Linked DNA regions of Mus musculus: region 1 is linked to region 2. The links are chromatin loops, found by intact Hi-C in ENCODE. Cell type or tissue: left cerebral cortex. All regions are shown on one strand.

Region 1 (8,000 bases), 200 kb before region 2:
TCTGTCACTATATGAATTGGGAGACCACTGGGTGTAAAAGGCAGGAAAGTCATAAGCCAAATGCCTCCAGGGAGCAAGTGGAAAAGGCCAAGAGAATTTTGAAGTTGACATTTCTCTCAAAAGGAGTCCAGAATAAAGAAAAACTGAGGTACTGGGCCATTAGCTCACCAGGACTTAATTAGACATTCATGTGTTTACTCAGAATTGACTGGGCAGCTATGTGTTATGCAAAGTACTTCCAAGTTCTTCGGCCCTTTGTTATGCCCCCTGCACCAAGCACAGAATCCAATACAAAACTTGTACTCAATACATGTCAGTTAAGTCACAGGGTTTCCCAACCTTCCTGATGCTGGGGCCCTTTAATACAGCTCCTCATGTTGCAGTGACCCCCAACCATAAGATTATTTTGTTGCTACTTCATAACTGTAATTTTGCTACTGTTATGAATTGTGATGTAAATATCTGATATGCAGGATAGCTGATATGCAACTCCCAAAGGAGTTGCAACCCACAGATTGAGAACTGCTGTTTTAGAGGCTAGTAGGAGGCACAAGATGTGAACAACTACGGAGGTATTGTAAAAAGCTAGACCTGGGGCTAGAGAGATGGTTCAGTGGTTAATAGCATTAGTTGCTCTTACAGAGGACCCAGGTTTAATTTCCAGCACCCACAATCTGTAACTGCAGTCCCAGGGGATCTGATGCCCTCTTCTGGTCTCTACAAGCAGAGAATGCACACTGAGCACAGATGTGCAGGCAAAACTTCCCTATACATAAAGTTAAAAAAAAAAAGGTTAAAAAGAAGATAAAAAGGATAATCTGCTCATTGCAAACGCCAAGGATAAACTGAGCATTAAGAACAACCAATAAGGGCTGGTGAAATGGCTCAATGGTTAAGAGCACTGACTGTTCTTCCGAAGGTCCTGTGTTCAAATCCCAGCAACCACATGATGGCTCACAACTATCTGTAATGGGATCCAATGGACTCTTCTGGTATGTCTGAGGACAGCTACAGTGTACTTACATATAATAAAAAATAAATAAATCTTTAAAAAAAATGAAGAAGGACCAACAAGGGCTTGGGAGATGGCTCAATAATTAAAAGTACTTTTCGTTCTTCTAGAAGACCCAGGTTTGATTCTCAGCAACTCACATGGCAGCTAACAGTTTCAGTTCAGGGAATCTAGTGCCCTCTTTTGGCCTCCATGGGCACATATGTGGTACACATACATACATGCAAGCAAAAAAAAAAGCCACAGACACAAAATAGAATTTTTTTTAACAAATTAAGGACCACCAAATAAACACAGGAGAGGTGTGAAGAGGTGTTAGCTAATTCAACCTTAAAAATTCAACCAAAGATGAGGGAACAGCATTAGTCAAATCACAGAGACCTGAGTGAGCTGATGATGGCAGCACAAGGCTAACTCAAGTCTGGACTGAGGACAAGGGACTCACAAAAATGAGAGAAGGGGAATCTGTGGACAGAAACAGAAAGACAATGAAAAACATAGGAGCCAGACTGAAGACATGGCTTGGCTCCAGCTATTCAGAGGCTTAACAGAAATACATGGTGGCAACAATCAGGAGGTAATTGTAAGAGGGAACCTCTGTCGGAGGAAAGCCGGAGTCGTGACTATGGTCCATGTCTCTAAACCCCTCTTCTGGCAGGGAACAGTGCATTGAACGATTGAGAGCCATACAATTCTAGGTCTCATCAGCAGGTTCCTTTACAGCTCCTCTCTGATTCCTCATTTCCTCATCTGAGGATAGCAGTAACACCCACCTGGCAAGGGGTTTGTGACAATGAGATAAGACATGGGGCTGCCTGATGGGTAAGAATGTCAAGAATGCTACAGGCTCTGGAGCCCAGCCTGGGTTCCTACTAGCTCTTTTGTAGTCCTGCCACGTATTCACTTAGGGACCTTGGCTGTGTTACCTGAAGTTTCTAGACCTCAGCTTCTTCATCCGTAAAATGGAGTTAATAACAATTTACATAAAGGGATGCATGTGAAGACAGAAGGAATGATTCCATGGGAAGCACATAGAAGGCAGTGTCCAGCACACAGTAAATGCACTAAAAAAAATGTTAGCTATTATTACATAAAGCTGCATAGGATAGTGCCTACCACCCAGAAAGCTGAGACTCAATATGAACAGGGCCTCTTCACCATGCTCCAGGCTTTTACTCTGCCCCCAGCAAATTCAGAGGCCATAGTAGGTAGGTGGACAGAGAAAGAACAGGCAGCGAACGTCAATTGAACACCAAGGGACTGTGCACTTCTTCAAAGCACCTTCCTCTACTGCCCAGGTCCTCAAACAGTGGCCTGGCTCACTTTGGTCCCTCTATCCTCTGAGGAACCCCACCCTTTCGGTTCACTTTGTCCTCTGTACTGTCTATGGCCTGACTAAGCCCGAAACCCTGTCTTCCTGGCTGGTGGGAAGAGGGCTCTGCAAGTGCCAAGAGCATGGTGTTTGCTAAGCCTGGTGGCCCCTCCTGCTCTGTGAACACAGCCAAGAAATATTTGTGGATGACAACAACCCCATTCTTGCCCCAGATCCAGACAGAGAAAGCAAGACTCCCAATTCTCCTTAAACTTAACGTTATCATTTTCTCCCATACCAGCATAATGCTCACAACACGGCAGAGGGGACAATAAATAGTTTCCCTCCTAAAAGGAAAGAGAGACACCCTAGAAAAAGAATCCAGCACGCCAAAGGGGACAGACTTCCCCCAGAGCCTCACCCTGGGATTGCTCTCACGTATTCATTTTCTCAGTAGCCTGGGCCCCTATGGGGAGCATGCTGACAACCCAGCACACGCACATGATGATAGTTCAGCAGTGAAATGGTAGGACTATGCATCGCCCTGGGTGCCAAGAACACCACGCTGGCGTTCTCTAGGTTCAGTATCTAAATGTGAGCTAGCTTGCACAGGGGGGTGGGGTGGGGAGGAGGGAGCAGAGGATAGACAGTTACCACTATACTGGCTTCAACCCACCACTGCATACAGCAGAGATAAAAGCTAGGCCCATGCAGAAAATGTAGGAACAGAGCTCTCTTGGGCACAGGGCACTCAGCAGTGAGTCCTAGCCTCTAGAAATCATTCTATGTGCCAGAACTGTAGTGTGTTGGGGGTGGGGTGGGGGGGGAACCAAGCTTAACAACCAAAAAAAAGATCTCTTTTTAAATCATGGCAGGAGGTGAGAGCTCCACATAAAAAGATCTGAGTATTAGTCAGGATCAACAACTAGTAAGCAAACAACTAAATCCTCATGTAGCAGTGACCAGAAGGAGGTAGGGACTCATGTTGCTTTCTGTCACACTAGGAAGGCCACACCCAGAGCCTGGCAGCAGAGATTCTGGCATTCTGGAACCTGTCCAGAAGAGCAGTAGGGAAGGATGTGGGAGTCCTGGGTAAATGATCCGAATAAGGATGGGTGATGCCCAAAGCAAAGAAGGCCCAGTTCACAGGAACGGGAGCATGTTGTGTTAGTAGCATGACCTCTGATGGACATCACTTCTCAGAGCCCTGGGTTTCTTATGCTGTGACATGATGGTAATGACAGATGCACAAAGGGTTGTTGGGAGAACTGAGTCTGGGGCAGAACAGGCTCCCAACAAGCTACATCTTGACCCAGGCCCTAGTCTTCCTAGTCTGTCCACCAGAGGGAGCCTGGGGCCCAACAGAGCCCAGCCTGTACCAGCTCTGCCTGTCCTCCCCCAATGCTGCAGCCTCAGCTGCTGAACTCCCACCCTGCCTGCCCGCGCTTCCAACAGCAGCCTTCTCACCCACTCCTTACAAACCCAGAACAGGCCTAGCAGGGGAGTCGCTTGCAGCAGCATTGGTTACAGCAATGGCTACAGGTTCTCCTGACACCGGGCAAGGAGGAAGGTGGGAAAGAGGAAGACAGCTGTCTTTTCTTCTCATCAACTCCTCCACTCATTCCAGACCCATCTCTTCTAGTTCAAAACCTGGAGATACCTAAGGCTCTTTTGGCTTTTCCCAGTTCAGTACCTCAGCAGGTCCTGAGGCCAAGACTCCTAGGAGTAGTTAAGCTGTAGGGAACAAATAACATGCCTTTAAGACAGGCAGACTTAGATTCTAGTCGCAGCTCCATTAGCAAATAGTAGCATAACCTTGAATAAGGCCCCTTCATCTTGAAGCCTCAGTTTCTCCCTCTCTAAAATGGAGTTGCTGATGCTCACTGAGTGGGCTGGGCTGTGAAGTCCAAAGGAAGCAATCATAGATAGGCAAGCAGTTAATATGTGGTTGAGAGAAACCCAAAGTGTTATTTAAACCTCTTTATTAGCCAGTAGGAAATGTGATGCAAGGGATTCCAACAAGCAACCTGGAAAGTGTACAAAAAGAAGGAAGGAGTCAGAAGCAGGCCCGCAAGGATGGCAGAAGGGCAAATGGGCTTCCAGCCAGCCAAGAAAATCAGACCTGATGTCTGCAGGGTAGAGAATCTGAGAGCAATGGAATTCGGAAATTGAGAAAGATTCAGGTCTTTTCATTGGGCTTAATGCTCAAATCAGGAACTATATGCTTCCTCCAGCTCTCTCAGACCCCCTTTAGACTTCAACTGGACCACTCAGGCCAGCCACCACCCCCATCCCTTGAGGCAATGTACTGCATCACAACTGGCTAGGTTGAAAAGTTCTCTTGATTTTATCTCAGATGTTCCCTCTGTTCCTGGATCTGCCCCCTGGAGCCATACATATTGAGGTTGCTCCCTCCATCACAGGCCTGACCCCTCTAGAGAAGTCTGCAACCAGGCTCAAGGACCACAATGCCCCATCCAGTCTTTCTCTGCCCCCCATTCTGGGGCTGTCCTTCTACCTCAACACTCAGCTGAGGGTGCACTGCAGTGGAGCCCAGCCAAGCCCTCAAGCTGCAGCTGCTGCTCCTGGGGCCCAGCCATCTCAACCCAGCACCCCAGCCTGCTGCCTCACCATGGGGGAGTTGCAGAGAGCTGTCTCCCGGCAGATTTCCTGAGGCAGAAGGCTTCCCCACCCCCAGCCCAGCCTCCAAGAGACACTCCACTAGTTGTGGCACATGGTAGGACCAGCTGAGCAGTGAGAGGAGGGGGAAGCCTGTCCATTTGCTAAAGGACTTCAGACTTGCTCTTTGGTGTGGTTGGGTTAGTAACATACCCATTGAATCTCAGTTGGCAGTCCCTGGCTTTAAAAAAAATATCTAGGGGAAATCATAGACTGGCAAAAGAAGGGACTCAGTCAAGGTCACAAAGCCAATCTGCAACAGAGCTGGAAGGGGACGCCAGTTCTCCCATCTCCCAATTCAATGTTCTTTTCAGTATAGCAGTAAAGCAATAGGAGGGCCTTTAGGGCATCCCTGTGAGCCTTCGTGCCCTTGACTCACAGCCTAATACATTTATCCCAATCAGCACACAATGGGATCTACATAGGAAAAGTAGATCCTGTCCATGTCCCATCAACTCAGAAAATATTCCTAACCTGTCTCAGACACATGTACAAACCCCAGCACAGGTCTGAAGCTGATCCAACAGATGGGAGATCTATGGACTTCCCTTCCTGGTAGGGCTCTTTAAATGGGTGTTGTTTTTCTTGAAGGGTGGAGACCAGCTGGACTTTGAGAAACTAACCAAGGGCCTAGCCTCCATCTTTGCTCCCCCATCTTTGCCACCATCACCCCCCCTCCCCATGCCAAGATGTGCTGCAGTTCCATTCTGGTCCCCACCTGCCTCGAGACGAGATCACCCCCCCCCAAAAAAAAAAGGTGTGTAGGAGTGTTTCTCTCTTTAGGGGGCTTGAGTTGATACCACCTCTGTCTAAAAATTATTTAATCCATCCTCTGGAAAGGATACAGCTAGGGGCTGAAGAAGTGGAGGGAGGTAGTGGGAATTGCTTTAGTCTCTAACTGGCTTTGGTTCTACAGGGAAAAGAAGCCCGCACTCGTCTGACCAAACCAATGTGTGGTGGCTAGGGAAAGCATGTCAGCCGGTTGAGGAGAACCTTCTCCCGATTGGGACAGGCGAAGCAGGAAATGGGATCAGGCATGGGCTTCATATACTTTATCTGCCAGCTAAGTTGGAGAGGGATCTAGAGGGAAAGGAATGGGTGGGGTGGGGGCCGCAAACACATTCCTTACTTTCTCTGGAGGGTTGTAGCCGGGCTGGTGCTGGTACTGGTGCTGTGACCTCCGCCAGCGCCAGGACTGGAGCTTCTGGATGCGCCACGACTCAACTGGCCCCGCTCCCGCGGTGGCCGCTGCCCCACGCCCACCGCCGCGGAATAGCCGGCTTCCTTCTCGCGGCCCGGGTGCGCTGGCCCAGCCTCCCTCCCGCCACGCTCGCGACCCAGGGCTGGGTTCTCATGGTGCAGGTGGCATTGGGCCACGTCGCGCTCGCGGGCTGTGTAACCGGTAGTGTCCTGAAGTTGATAGGAGGCTTCTCGCTCCTTATCCCGATAGATAGCTTCCCGGTTCTGGTAAGCGCCATCCCGGTTCGGGTAGCCCACGTCCCGGGACGCCTGGTGGAACTGGCTCTCCCGCAGCTCGCGGTGGTGGAACTGGGTCTCACGCAGGTTCTGGTACTGGCTTTCGCGGCCAGGACTATCCCGTGCGCCAAGGGGGTCCCGGTGCAGTTCCCCACGGTGCAGCTGGCTCTCCTCCCGCAGGTCGCGGTTCTCCTGGGTGAGCTGGTCCAACTGGCCCTCCAGCTCTTCTATGCGCCGCCGCTGGGTCTCCAACAGCTGCTGCTGACTCTCGATGATGTTGTTCAGCTCCAGCAGGTACTCCACCGCCCGGTTGGGGCTCTCAGATCCCGGGCCACCCGGAGGACCGGACCCCGCCTCCATCCTGGCGGCCCAGGGACAGGGGAACGGGCAGGAGAGCCCAGTCCCCGCTCGCTCACGGCGCCACCCTCCCCCGGGCCCAGCCGGGGGAGGGGGCCGGCGGGACGCGAGGGCGCGCACCGGGCTCGGGGGCCCGGGGGCCCTAGGGGGCCCGGGAGACAGCGCTGGGGCCGGCGGCACGGGGCGCAGGAGCTAAGGCTACCGCCGCCGCCGCCGCCGCCGCCACCACCACCGCCACCGCCACCGCCAGGGCTCGGAAGGACGCGGCCCACGGCGCTCCGCCCGCTGCGGAGTCACTGCGCAGCGCGGCCGCGCGGGACCGCCCCGGCCGCCGGCCCGCCCCCCGCCCCTGCCCCCACCCAGCTCTCCCGACCCGCCCCCGCGCGCCCCACCTGCAGTCGCCACCAACACCCTAGCTGGACCAGCCCCAAAGCACTGGCACCTCAGCTGGATGCCAGCCTTAGCTCAGCCTGCAGGAGATATCTCCATTCCAACTGTCCTGGGGTCTTCACCTAACAGCCTAATGAAGTCCTCCAACCTATTCTAATATGCACTGGCCCAACAGGCCCAAGACCCAAGCCGTCAAAACACCCAGCCCAGGCAGTCTCCAGACTCAGTCAACTCAGACTTCCAACCCCTCAGTCGGCCAACCCCACTCAGTATCCCATTCCTTATCCCAGCTGGCTTCTTGTTTTAGATGATCTCCTTCCAGCTCCATGACAATCTCTTGATTTTTCATTACAACTAGTCAGTCTATAGACCATTACTCCATCTCAGTACTTCTGCGTTTCTCTAGCCTTGTGATCCTCCAGCCCACCCAGTCTGTAGTTCCATATCCCAGACAGTCCCTGGAATTCAACTACTACTACTACTACCACCACCACCACCACCACCACCACCACCACCACTAACCCCCCCCCCCATACACACACACACATGTAACTCTTCAGGCATTTACCTTCAGCCCGCCAACCTCTAAATTCTTCATCCAAATCAATGCTCAGATTTCCAATCCTATCCGACCCCAGGATTCCCTATATTAGCCCGTTACTGGGTCTTTTGACCAAGGAAGGCCTTTTTGACAAGGGTCTTTTTTTGATCATTGATGATCATTTCCAACAAGCCCCAGGACTCCCCATTAGAGTCAGACTTGATGTCAAAACA
Region 2 (8,000 bases):
CATGAAGTACCAGAAGGTCTCATCATTTTAGAATTACTGGTGGGAGAAAAAGAACAGCAATGGTTTGAGAAAGCTGCAGTATTGTCAAAAACAAAGAACAAAAAACAAAGAGCATCTATGTTCCAATTAGGACAGCAAAGTGACCCCCCCCCAACTTTCAGAGATGTTGTGAATATAGATGGTTTATATGAATGAGTGAACATTGTGTTCTAGAAGCCAAAATCTCACAATGCAGATTAGAAGAAGAAATTTTGTTTCTTTGCGTGAGGAAGTAACAAGGAGTAGATTACTCTATTGTCTTGAACAAAAAAAAAAAAAAAAAAAAAAAAAAAAAAACCCAGATAGTATATGTGAAACAAAAGTTTCCAGATCTGAGGCCACAGGAAGTGTGATATTGTGCTCCTGGGGAGAATGAATCATGATGGTTTGGAGGGTTTCCAGAAGTGGTGCAGAGAGGGCATGGTGATTAATCCTGGATGTCAACCTCACTGCAGTGAGAGGCACCTTGAAAATTGGTAAAGTATACTTCTGGCTGTTTGCTGAGTCATTGGCATGTGGGTCAGTGAAACGGAGTCAGGAAAACCTGCCCTGAATGCGGGTGGTGCCATCCAAACAAAAGTGAGGGGGTAGGCACAGTGGCACACACCTTTAACCCTCCTAGCACTAGGGAGGTGGAAGCAGGAGGATCACTGTAAGCTTGAGGTCAGCTTGTTTATAGAGTGAGACCTGAGGTCAAATGGTACATATAATAAGACCCTGTCTCATAGCCGACAGACTCTTGCAGGGGGTGGGGTGATTGTCTTCAGTTGTGTACTTACTGATGAGCCCACCAGGCTCCACACCCATGGTCACACAGATGGCCGTGGTTATACACAAAACATTAAAAGAGAAAAAGAGAGACATGGATGTAGGAAAGGGAATTGTGGTGAGGAGGAGGGTTGACAAGGATAGGATGGAGAAGAGAGTGGAGGGTGAGAGTAATCAGAATGCATTGTATACATTTCAGATATTATCAAAGATTAAATGTAACTAATAACAACAACACACTTAGGAAAAGTGCAAGGGGAAGCATGCATAACTTGACCTTGCTTGAGTGGACACATCTTATCGTTGCTGCCACCACCTCCCATAGATCTCAGGCTCAAATCATTCAACCTTGGATTGGGGAGTTGGCAGCAGTGACCCTCCAGTGATCTTGCAAGCCTGCAGCTTTAAGATTCAACTGTGTTATTGGTCTGACCTGTTTTAAGGCTTCCAGTTTCCTCGACTGAGTAACTAGTGAGATTTTTCTAATCTGAGATTGACACTATGGCTATATATTTAGTTCATGCCAGCTGCCAATCTAATATGATAATATAGGTAATGGATAATATTCTCTCTCTGTCTCTGTCTCTCTCCTGTTCCTTAGGAGATTTCTGAGTAATAGTCAAGAGGAACTGGTGGTTCCCTCTGAGTTTAGAAGATAATGGCAGCTAGGACTCTCACAACAGTACAGAGTAACACAGAGGCAATTCTTGCACAGACAAAGCAAGCCTGGGAGACCTCTACTGGGTGGCTTTCAAGTCTCCAGTTGAATTTTGATGAGCATTCACAGGTGAGGAAATTTCACAGACTAGGTGTTAGAATCAAGAGGCATAATCTTCATTAGTTTGAATGAAAAGAAACAACAAAACAAAACATAACAACAAAACAAAACAAAATCACCCCATGCATGGATCAGTGTCCCAAATCAAAACCAAACCAAAATTTAAATATGAAAAATCCAGCACCAAAAAAGGTGGTATTCATGTCTGCTATCCAACAAAAGTTATCAGGCATATGGCTAGGGTATAGGCTCAGTGACAGAGCATTTGCCCAGCATGTGCAAGGTCACCTGGTAGATGGTTCAGCAGATGAGGCTCCTGGTTCCAAGTCAGATGACTTGAGTTTGATCTCTGGGGCCTACATGGTGGAAAGAGAGAACTGACTCTTGGCACACACACACACACACAGGTAAATAACTATTATAATAAAAAATTTATAAAGGCCATAGGTCCAATTTTCAGAACAACAAATAATGATAGTTATTATTAATAATGAAAGATAAACTATAGTGCAAAGTAAAATTTTCAGGCATGCAAAGACGGAGAAAAAGATAAGCACCTATCTGGTAAACCAAGAAAATGACATAGATGATAGAATAGGAAGAAAAGGACATTATGCTATTATTAATATATGTAATAACCAGGAGTGATGGTAGATACCTTTAGTCCCAGCACTTAAGAGGCAGAGAGATCTCAGAGTTCCAGGCTGGCCTGGGCTACATAGTAAGAATCCTATCTCAAAGTATGTCATATACTCAAGAAAGCACTGAAAAGTACAAACACGATCAAAATTGTTATTTCTCTGTCTCTATCAGTCTCTGTCTCTCTCTCTGACTAATAGTCAAGAGGAACTGGTGGTTCCCTCAAGGGTTTTGCCACCCTGTACTCATAGCTGAAACCCAGGCTTTACTGGAAGCAATGTGGTATATATCAAACGGTAGAACTTGCTGGAAATCTGCTTTTAGAAACTTTGCAGAAAGTCGCTCTCTAAGATGCTAAAGAAGGCAATTCAAGGGAGGTTTATTAGTTAGGTTTTTTTTTCCTGTAAAGACCTGCCTAAGGTAGGCTAATGTTAAAAAGAATAAGCTTAACATCTGGAGAGAGGGTTCAGCAGTCATGAGTACTTTCCACTCTTGCAGAGGACCTGGGTCCTGTTCCTAGCAATCACACCAAGTGGCTCACTACTGCTTGTGACTCTGTTTCCAGGGGAACTGATGCCTTCTTCTGAATCCAAAGGCACCTGCATATATGTGGTGCACACACATATAGGCAAGCACACACACACATAAAGAATAATTAAGCCCCCTTTAAGGCTTATATAGCTCACATTTTTGAATGTGAAATCCCAGACAACATAGGACAGACTATAGTAAGAATTCCCTTTGTTGATATCCACCTCATGGTGATTGTGAAAATGTGTGGGAGCAAGCCATCACATTGCCAGATAAGAAAAAAGAGAGCAGGATTTCCTAGCCCTTCTAATGGCACCTTATCAATTAACCTTAGAATTTCTTCTTCTTTTTTTTGTTTTGTTTTGGTTTTGGTTTTGGTTTTTTGTTTGTTTTTGTTTTGTTTTGTTTTGTTTTGTTTTTGAGACAGGGTTTCTTTGTGTAGCCCTGGCTGTCCTGGAACTCAGTCTGTAGACCAGGCTGGCCTCGAACTCAGAAATCCACCTGCCTCTGCCTCCCAAGTGCTGGGATTAAAGGCATGCGCCACCACTGCCTAGAAACCTTAGAATTTCTTACAACACAACTTCGTTTTGTTTTTTGTTTTGTTTTGTCTTTGAGACAGATTCTCAAAGTGTAGCTCTAATGGGTCTGGAAATTCTTATGTAGACCAGACCAGGCTTGACTTCAGAAAGCTTGCCTCCGGACTGCTGAAGTAAACACCCCCTCCCATTTTTTTCTTTTCACTATGTATGGGTATTTTGACTGTATGTATATATGCGTACCACGTGAATGTCTGGTTCTCAAAAAGGTCAGAAAAGGGGAATTGAATCTCTTGGGACCAGAGTTACAGACAGTTGTGAGCCACCATGTGTGTGTTGGGAATTGAACCAGGGTCCTCTGGAAGAGCAGCCAGTATGCTTACAGGGTCTCACTATGTAACTTAGGCTTTCTGGGCGCTGAGATAATATGCATATTCCACTATACTAACATCATCCTGGGTGGAGACTAAGCCCCCAACATGTGAGTCTTTGGAGGACACTCAAACCGTAGCAGAAGGACTCTAACTGGCAGCTTTCTGCCTCCAACTGCTGTGCCAGGGAAAGTTGCTGGCATCTAGTACTGCTAGCCATGCAGTGCAAGAGCTGGGGAATAAAGTTGGGAATGCTTTAGGACTCAGGAAAACTGCTAAATTATTCAACAGCTACTCCAAATAGCAGTTGGCTACTAGGTGCTGCTGGTAACCATGCATCAGAAGGGATGGCCAGTGATAGTCGGACCCCTGGCTCTTTCCTTCCTTTTTTTTTCTCCCTCTCTTCCTCACCTCTCCTTTTTCCCCCTTTTCTCTAGTGGTTGGAACCATAGCATTCATTGCACATACTTAAGTGGGTGCTCTGGCACTGATAACATCTCCAGCCCTTTTATAAAAATGATTTCTAGATTTGCTTATTTGTTTTATATGTATGAATGTTTTGCCTGCATGTATGTATGTGCACTGTGTGCCTGCTTGGTGCCCATGGAGTTCAGAAGAGGGTGTTGAATGCCCTAGAACTGGATGGATATAAGACACCATATGGGTGCTTGGAATAGAGCTCAGATCCTCTGCAAGAGTAGCAAGTGTTCTTAATTTCTGAGTCACCTCTCCTGGCTCCTTAGCCCCGCTTTTGGAGAAAATATCCCTCCCATCCTTCCCTTTCTCTTCCTCCCCTCTCTTCCTTCCTGAATTGAACTCAGGAGGGTCAGGCAAGAGCTTCTAAACAGGCAGTGTGAAATTGTCCCCTTTTAACTAGGCACTGGAAAAGTTGCAAGTGCTACACAGCTCTGCTTTTAAGATTGTGCACAAGAAAGCAAATTCCTCCTTCAAGTTTCTTTCCACTGCCCTCTACTGGTAAAGCATCAGTGCCACCCAGCAAAGGAAAAAATATTTAAAACAATCAGATCCATTTTCACAGAGTAAACAAAAAAGATTGAATTTGAAACCTGAGCCGGAGAGGGGGGGGGAGGTTGGCAGGCAACAGTCTACCTCTTTGGCTGACCAGCTTCCTTGTACACCATTCTACACACATCTGAATTTGTGTTGTCAGAAACAATGAATGGTCTCAGTGTTGCACAAAGAAACACACAACGTATAAGGACTTTGGCAAGACAATTCTTTTATCAAAAAGGGTGTACCCAAACCCAAATGGGGCAACTGACACATGGGCTAACATGGATCCCATGTTTTATCCCTGAAGTAGGTGGTAACTGCATCTCCTCCCATTGGTGAGAGTTTAACTTCACAAACTGATGTTATTGGCTAGTTGGCACAAAAAGAAAGGAGAAAGTTCAGGAAATAGGAATCTTTGCCAGACTAAGTAACTTTGATTTTTTTTTAAAGTTTGTCACTATTCACCCTTCTTTGATATAGATTTTTTTTAAAAAACCTTAGCCAGCATATGTTGGCTGTTTGAAGTCTCTAGTAACTATAAACTATTGTTATGGAAAAGAAAGCTTAAGCATTTTTTTTGTGGGTGCAGCGAACTTTATTGATGGTATTCAAGAGAGTAGGGAGGGCTCCCTAGGCCCTTCCTGTTATTATGGGGGTCTGGGATGGAAATTGTGAGGGAGATGCTCAGTGTTGGGGGCCGAGTTGGGACAGGGACTCCTCAGCAACCGAGGACCTCTCTCTTGCTCTCAGTGTCCTTGCTGGGGTGGGTGGTCCAGGGTTTCTTACTCCTTGGAGGCCATGCAGGCCATGAGGTCCACCACCCTGTTGCTGTAGCCGTATTCATTTTCATACCAGGAAATGAGCTTGACAAAGTTGTCATTGAGAGCAATGCCAGCCCCGGCATCGAAGGTGGAAGAGTGGGAGTTGCTGTTGAAGTCGCAGGAGACAACCTGGTCCTCAGTGTAGCCCAAGATGCCCTTCAGTGGGCCCTCAGATGCCTGCTTCACCACCTTCTTGATGTCATCATACTTGGCAGGTTTCTCCAGGCGGCACGTCATGTCCACGACGGACACATTGGGGGTAGGAACACGGAAGGCCATGCCAGTGAGCTTCCTGTTCAGCTCTGGGATGACCTTGCCCACAGCCTTGGCAGCACCAGTGGATGCAGGGATATGTTCTGGGCAGCCCCACGACCATCACGCCACAGCTTTCCAGAGGGGCCATCCACAGTCTTCTGGGTGGCAGTGATGGATTGGACCATGGTCATGAGCCCTTCCACAATGCCAAAGTTGTCATGGATGACCTTGGCCAGGGGGGCTAAGCAGTTGGTGGTGCAGGATGCATTGCTGACAATCTTGAGTGAGTTGTCATATTTCTCATGGTTCACACCCATCACAAACATGGGGGCATCTGCAGAAGGGGCGGAGATGATGACCCTTTTGGCCCCACCCTTCAAGTGGGCCCTGGCCTTCTCCATGGTGGTGAAGACACCAGTATACTCCACGACATACTCAGCACCGGCCTCACCCCATGTTAGCGGGGTCTCCTCCTGGAAGATGGTGATGGGCTTCCCGTTGATGACAAACTTCCCATTCTCGGCCTTGACTGTGCCGTTGAATTTGCCGTGGGTGGAGTCATACTGGAACATGTAGACCATGTAGTTGAGGTCAATGAAGGGGTCTTGATGGCAACAATCTCCACTTTGCCATGTGGAGAGCAGATGGCAGCCCTGGTGACCAGGCGCCCAATACGGCCAAATCCGTTCACACCGACCTTCACCATTTTGTCTACGGGACAGGCTGGCACTGCACAAGAAGATGCGGCTGTCTCTGGAACAGGGAGGAGCAGAGACTTAAGCATGTTTTAAGATGGTCCTATAGCCAAGCCATTCACCTTACTCAGCTGGTATGTGAGGTTCTTACCCTGGTTGGCAATTCTATTTCCTTGAGCAGAAGGAGTTTTGTTCTAACGGCCTTTGTTGCTAGTTTTTCATCACTTTATTTACTTTGCATCCCTCTTACTGCTAGTTTGCTATTATCCTGTCTGAAAAGAGAAGCCTAGTGGAGTTTAGGAATCAGATTAGTCAAGAACTGCCAGGTGTACCAAGATTTTATATATATATGTATATATATGTATATGTATATGTATATGTATATGTATATGTATATGTATATGTATATGTATATGTATATGTATATGTATATATTGGCTTTTTCACAAGAAAGAACATGGTTACTCTTCTTTGGGGTCTTTTTACCCAACACTGCCTAGTCCTGTTCCTATCATCCCCCTTGCTTCTAAAGAGGTAACCCTAGCTGCCACTGGGGGGATTTGGGCAGTGACCAATCTGACTTCTTCCAGTCTAATTTGGGGCTTTGGATGTGGTAATTTTTTGGGGGGGATAACCCTTCAGAGGGCCAAACTAAAAGATTCCACCTGAGCCAGGCGTAGTGGTGCATGCCTTTAATCCCAGCACTTGGGAGGCAGAGGCAGGCGGATTTCTGAGTTCGAGGCCAGCCTGGTCTACAAAGTGTGTTCCAGGACAGCCAAGGCTACACAGAGAAACCCTGTCCCGAAAAAACAAACAAACAAAAAAGATTCTACCTGTCAAATGTAGGAAAGGAAGCCCTTGACAAGTGTCTGCAAAGAGACGTGAAGTAAAGACAAGAGTCAGCCTAGGCAGAGAATCAGGAGAATCAGGAGAAGCCAGGAGAGGAAATATCCAAATCCAAGTCTTCATGGGCTCACAAGACTATCTATCTACTGAGCTCCTCTTCATTTTTCTTTTGGCCTCCAGGGCTAGACTCAGCAGTGATCAAAGTACCACCTTCTTTCATCATTTTTGATAGCTGTCAAAGAGGTTAGAATCAGCATGTAGAATGTACATTCGGAGAGAAAACAAATTCTTTAATTTTAGGTCAAAACAAGTCTGGGCCTATCTGTTTTGGTAGGTAGGTGCTGCAGTGAGCCCAGGTCTGACATCTTATATCTGGGCAGCATTTTTTTCTTATGAAGCAGAAAATCACCAGTGAGAAATAGTTGTCTTAAACAATATCCCATATGGATTCAAGTCTTGTTTGGGGAGTGGGATCACTTGAACTGTTTTTAAAGCCTACCAATTGTTTTAGTGTTTGGTTTTACTTTCTAAAGACCACATTTTAAACCACATGTTTCAAATGTCATGGTCACTGGAGGATCTGACCCTCAAAAGGTCACTTGGCCTTCTTTTACCAGCTGTTCCAGCTATGTGAAGATAAGTCAAAGAACTTGCTTGACCATGCCTTTGCCCTAAAGCATAGAGGAAAAATATCCTTGTGTTGACTT

Evidence for each region. Peaks named below come from ENCODE experiments on the same cell type or tissue, not always from the same donor. Only the 100,000 strongest peaks of a DNase experiment are listed, where the experiment ranks them.
Region 1: it touches region 2 in a loop (4-fold over the local background); 23 of 42 quality-filtered maps call a loop at or near these places.

Annotation. Positions count from the first base shown.
Region 1 is chrX:152,143,312-152,151,311 of GRCm38, reverse strand. It overlaps Iqsec2 (IQ motif and Sec7 domain 2), which reads right to left and starts at 7,044. Exons shown (of 15, transcript NM_001114664.2): 1 at 6,133-7,044. The coding sequence starts at 6,839. In left cerebral cortex, a CTCF peak has its summit at 3,667 (motif pointing right); DNase peaks (open chromatin) are centred at 6,413, 6,765, 7,208, 7,430 and 8 more places; H3K4me3 peaks cover 5,215 bases; H3K27ac peaks cover 4,615 bases.
Region 2 is chrX:151,943,826-151,951,825 of GRCm38, reverse strand. It overlaps the pseudogene Gm15191. Among named protein-coding and RNA genes, the nearest start is that of Mir98, 35 kb to the right of the region's middle. In left cerebral cortex, a CTCF peak has its summit at 4,632 (motif pointing left); DNase peaks (open chromatin) are centred at 3,855, 4,374 and 4,570.